2 separate regions of the Homo sapiens genome follow, and region 2 is linked to region 1. A link is a contact called in ENCODE Hi-C or POLR2A ChIA-PET data. All regions are on one chromosome and are shown on one strand. The core of a region is the stretch at or near the end of the contact, and the rest is flanking DNA. Distances in the headings are between cores, read along the strand shown.

Region 1 (2,700 bases), core at 73-2,572:
TACATCAATCAATACATGTAAGATTTACATTGTTTCAATCTGGAAGGGGAGACAGCTCCAAGGCGAGAAGGAGGAACTTTCAGGTCATTGGTACATAAAAAAATTTTCTGATTTGCAATTGGTTGAAAGCGTTATTATTGACTGGGAGCTGTGGCTTGCACGTGTAATCCCAGCACTTTGGGAGGCCGAAGGGGGCAGACTGCTTGAGTCCAGGAGTTCGAGACCAGTCTGGGCAACATGGCGAAACCCTGTCTCAAAAAACAAACAAACAAACAAACAAACAAACAAACAAAGTAGTTAAGCATGGTGGCACACGCCAGTAGTCCCAGCTACTCGAGAGGCTGAGGTGGGAGGATTGGTTGAGTCCGGGAGGTGGAGGTTGCAGTGAGCAGAGATTGCGCCACCGCACTCCAGCTGGTCTAATAGAGCCAGAACCTGTCTCAAAAGAAAAAGAGAAAAAAGAGTTATTATCAGTAGAAAGGAATGTCTGGGTTAGGATAAGGGGTTGTGGATACCAAGGTTTTATCATGCAGATGCAGCCTCCAAGTAGCAGGTGTCCGAGGCAATAGATGATAAATATTTCTTCTCAGACTTAAGGTCTGTGTTGATGTTAATGAGGCATGTCCAATCCCCTCTTTCATCATGGCCTGAACTAGATTTTCAGGTTAAATTTGGAACGCTCTTGGCCAAGAGGAGGGGTCCATTTAGATGGCTGGGGGTGGGCCTCGGCATTTTATTTTTGGTTTACAGAACCAAGAATCTGCAATACGTACAGCAGTTAATCAGTAACTTCAATCCTTTATTGGAAGGAACAAGAGTTTCCTGGCCGGGGGCGGTGGCTGACGCCTGTAATCCCAGCACTTTGGGAGGCCAAGGCCAGCGGATTGCCTGAGGTGGGGAGTTCGAGACCAGCCTGACCCACATGGTGAAACCTTGTCTCTACTAAAAATACAAAAATTATCCGGGCGTGGTGGCAGGCGCCTGTAACCACAGCTACTCGGGAGGCTGAGGCAGGAGAATCGCTTGAACTGGGAGGCGGAGGTTGCAGTTAGCCGAGACGGGGCCTTGGCACTCCATCCAGCCTGAGGAATGAGAGCGAAACTCCGTCTCAAAAAAAAAAAAAAAAAGTTTCCGAGCAATTCACCTTTTCGCACATTGGGGCAGGGTATGCCATTTCCTGGGAGGCACAGTAGTTTGAGGTTGGGAATAGGGAAGTCTCATTGTGACCCCTAGAAAGACAAGCCTTCAGGCTAACCCGGTAACACCCATCGTCAGGAATCCTTCACGGCCGCCAGAGGGCGCAAGGAGCTGCGGCTGGAAGTACTCGGAGGGCCGGCGGAGGAGGCGCGCGGAGCCTGTAACTCGCAGCGCGCGCTGGAGGTGGGCGCGGGGCGGTGCGGTGCGGTGCGCGCGGGGCGGTGCCGCGGCGGCGGAGGGAGCCGCGATGGAGGGCGCTCCGACTGTCCGTCAGGTAAGCCGCGGGCCTCGCTGGGGCAGGTTCCCATCTGTGGCTTTAGCCTACTTTTTCTCACGGTGATTGCTTGAACCTTCTCAGATTACAGTTAATCCCTCCCTTCCCTTTTCTTCGTGCTCTTTGGAGTAATACGGAAAGTTGTTACCGAGGAAACGGTTTCCTGTGCCTCTGCGAGCCCTTTCCCTACGGGCGGTGGTGGGGACATTTGCTTCCCTGTGGGCGTTGAGGGCTTGAATTTGGTCCCGAAATGTCCTGGTGCGGATGTCTCAGCCCCAGGCCCCCTTGGGTCAGGCCCCATGGTCGTGATTCTGACCCACTGTCAACGTTTTTTCCAGCCTTGCCCCCTTCCTTTCATTCTCAGCCCTGTTGTAAAGGTCCGGATAGTTTAAATCACTGTGCTGTCAGCCAAGTTTTTGATTTCAACTAGTCTAGTTTTATTTGTTTACTACCTTATTTGACAAAACGGAAAGCGTGCTTATTAATATTCAGGATGAAACCCCGCTTTTGTTGGACGGGCGCCTGCGTTTCTGAACACCATCCTCCTTCTACATTGGTTTGTGTGTATGTATTTTACTTTTAGAGAACTGCGGTCAGTGCTATATCTTCTGAAGAGCGTTATAGTTTACAGATTAGTGGAGGTACACAAATAATTGTTGAATGAACAGATGAATGAGTGTTATTTCACTTGATTTGAAAAACATTACTATGAAATAGTCAAGCTGGATATTCATGAACCCAATCAGTCACTGATTCAGTTATGTCCCTGGCACTGGGTGTTCGGGATTAGATGGTGATTAACACAGACATGATCCCTGCTCTCAATAAGCTTATTGTCTAGACTAGAGATAAAATTATTTCCTCTATTGTAGAGTTAAGGAACAGATGTACAGAGATTGACTTTGCTAAGGACCACACAGCTAATAAGTCAGAGAGACAGGAATCTACTGTAGCCACCCCAGAAAGCCAGAATGGACCCCCATCCCAAATTTGATTCAGGTGTAGAAACTGATGATGCCACACACACACCATGAGGTTGGAGTAGAAACTGATGATGCCACACACACACCCTGAGGTTGGAGTGCAGTGGCGCAATCTCGGCTCACTGCAAGCTCTGCCTCCCGGGTTCACGCCATTCTTCTGCCTCAGACTCCCCAGTAGCTGGAACTACAGGCGCCCGCCACCACGCCCGGCTAATTTTTTGTGTTTTTAGTAGAGACGGGGTTTCA
Region 2 (2,700 bases), core at 110-2,609, 680 kb after region 1:
CCATGTACACACATTTCAAATACTTAAAAGCATTCTTCAAATATACTAAGAACACCAAGAACTAAACACAAGAGAAGGACTCTCCAGAGGAAAGGGGCCAAAAATAGAAGAGAAAAAAAACCCCTAATCTCACCATTTGTTTTGAAAACACCCAAAATGATTAAAACATATTATAAACTAAAACATATGAACTAATCACTTGCCAAGTTTCATTTTTAAATCAAAGCCGTTTTGAGGTTCATAAACTGAAAAAAGAATCTTCAAATATGAACTTGTGTTTTTCTTTTCTTGGCCCTCAGTTGGCTTGAAGCATTTGCTGTTATGCTGTGTGGAGGGAAGGGGAACCTGCTAGTTAGGAACATGTGGCATGCATGTACTAGAAGGTAAGCTCCACAAGATCATGACTCTTCACAGTGGTATCCCTGGTAAGTAGAAGAGTGCCTGAAAGATAACAGGGGCTCAATAAATACCTGCTGAATGATCAACTAGTGAATATTCTGGGCCCTTTAAGGGATTCTCCAACTCTCTTTTCTTACCCAAGCTGCATCTTGCTTTAGGCCAGTGGTTCTCAACCTGGGGCTAATTTTTGCCCCCAGTCAGGGGATATCTGTATTTTTTGTTGTCACAGTTAGAGAAGTTCCTACTGGCATTTAGAGGGTAGATGCCAGGGACGCTGCTAAACATCTTACAGTGCACAGGACAGCCCTGTTCCACAGAGATTTATCTGGCCCCAAAGGTTAATAGGGCCAAAGTTATGAAACTCTGATTTATGCCCTTTGTTTCTATTGGGCTGTACCTGGGAGTCAGATCCTCTGCATATTTGGAATGAAGTTCAGTCCTAAAGGAAGCACCCCAGAAAAGCCTCATTGCTTCATCCTCATTCCCTTCAAGACCTAATAGAACTGCCCCCACTCTAAGGCAGGCTCAGAGAGAGCCAATTTTGCCTTTTGTCCTCCCTGGGTCAACAATGCAATTGCTAGGGAAATCATCTGAAAAAGTCTGTCTCTACAATGCAAGTAAATAATTTTTACAGTACATTGGTAATTTCCCTGAGCTTACCTAAGCATATATACTAATTTAGTAAAATTCTCTTGTTTACAAACTAGTCATGTATCTGCAGGAAAAAAAAATCTCCTCAAGTTCAACCAGTTTATCCATGTCTGCTCAGGATCAGTACATGACTCTAGCTTTATTCATGATAAATAAGATCAACTTCAAGAATTCCATCAAACCCCAGTAATGTGCCTTTAGAGAGACTGGGCTTATAGCATTTCCTCTGCCACCCTCCTTGCCCTGCATATTAAAATACAGGTATCTGATTCCAGTTTCAATGGGGAAACTTCTGTCGTGCCAGAGGAGGGCATGCGCTGATTTCCCCACTCTGATGGTTGCTCTAGTAATCTTGGTGTTGTGGCATGTTTCCCAGTTACCATAGAGACTGCATACACTAAGACTGCAGCATTGTGATTGGTGGGAAAGATACATTTTGCAGAAGCTTTTCTGGAGAGATAAAGGTAAGACACGAGAAAGAAAGTGAGACTGCCAATAAAGGGGCAGAGCACAGAGAAGTCCCAAACAACCATACATTCTAGAAAACTGGGACAGCAGAGATTACAACTACTGCTATAAAACTACATAAACTGTTCACTCAATGGCTGCCTGTCAGGAAAATTTCAAGTATTGTCAGACAGAACAGACACAAGATATTCTAGAATAAAAAGGTAAACAAGTAAACCTACTGAGGTTATAGGGGTGACAAAAGGGAAATGGCAAGAAAACATTTAAAAATGATTCAATGCTAGAAAAAAAAAAGAATCTCAGAGAGCAATAAAATTTAAAGTTACATTTAACTTTAAATGTAGGCTGACCTTTGGGGAATTATTTAAATTCTGAGTACCTCTGCTTCCTTCCCTATGAAAAAGAAAAAGAAAAAAAGAATAAAGATGGAAATAGAAAGAATAAAGATGACTTCTCTCTCACTGTTTAACAGGAGTCTCTTTAAATATCTCAATAATTTGACATTATATCAGTTGAATATGATGTACCCCCCACACAAAAATCAGACAAAAACACTTAAAGGGGGTGATAAATAGGGGGACGTCATTAACAATGCAAATTGACTCATTCCATAGTTTCTTAGAGTAATGAGTCAACTGACTACGTGATCTCATGTACATAATTTTGTTCGGCATGAGATTTTGAGGTATACAATTACTACAGAAATCAAGGTATACCTGCAATGTAAAGGGTAAATCGTAGGCATTTTAAATGAAAGCTGGGGATAGGATGTGTGTTGGTTTGAGGGATGAGTGGGAGTGGATTTAAGAGAAAATCAGTCTAGGAAAATATCACATAAGTGTTTGTAAGTTCCTTGATATTCAGGTCTGTATCTTGTAATGCTTTATTAAACATATTTCAGACTAATATGTCCATTGCCTACTGGACATTCATATCTCCCTGTTTTTAAATACCTTTCAAATCTGTATCTTGAGCCATTACTTATCTCTTGACCTCTAACCCTTTATATCAAATGAATTACTAGACAATTACAATTAGATATTCCAAAAGCATCCTAAATTCAACATGTCAAAGCTGAACTCATCTTTTCCTTCAAACTTTCTCTTCCTCCTATGTTCCCTATGTGAGTAAATATTAATAGTATTACCATTCACCCATCTGCCAAAGTTCCATACCTAGGAA

Evidence for each region. Hi-C counts contacts between places; a loop is a spot of excess contacts on that map. ChIA-PET counts read pairs that join two places held with the same protein, here RNA polymerase II (POLR2A). Pooled maps may share reads with other maps.
Region 2: a pooled map shows a loop between it and region 1 (2.2-fold over the local background). The contact joins the enhancer-like site here to the promoter of GRAMD1C in region 1. A Hi-C loop is called at or near these places in 1 of 50 pooled maps. POLR2A ChIA-PET finds 5 or more read pairs at or near these places in 2 of 52 experiments (CD4-positive, alpha-beta T cell and activated naive CD4-positive, alpha-beta T cell).

The regions. Positions count from the first base shown.
Region 1 is chr3:113,837,466-113,840,165 of GRCh38, forward strand. It overlaps GRAMD1C (GRAM domain containing 1C), which reads left to right and starts at 1,323. Exons shown (of 18, transcript NM_017577.5): 1 at 1,323-1,471. The coding sequence starts at 1,445. RefSeq lists a silencer at 1,336-1,535.
Region 2 is chr3:114,518,217-114,520,916 of GRCh38, forward strand. All of the region lies in intron 6 of ZBTB20 (zinc finger and BTB domain containing 20), which reads right to left. It overlaps ZBTB20-AS5 (ZBTB20 antisense RNA 5), which reads left to right. Exons shown (of 3, transcript NR_121661.1): 2 at 300-383; 3 at 1,427-1,916. Among named protein-coding and RNA genes, the nearest start is that of ZBTB20-AS5, 66 kb to the left of the region's middle. Within about 2 kb of position 1,360, at least 3 of the 41 ENCODE cell types and tissues checked have a DNase peak (open chromatin) inside an H3K27ac peak, as active enhancers do.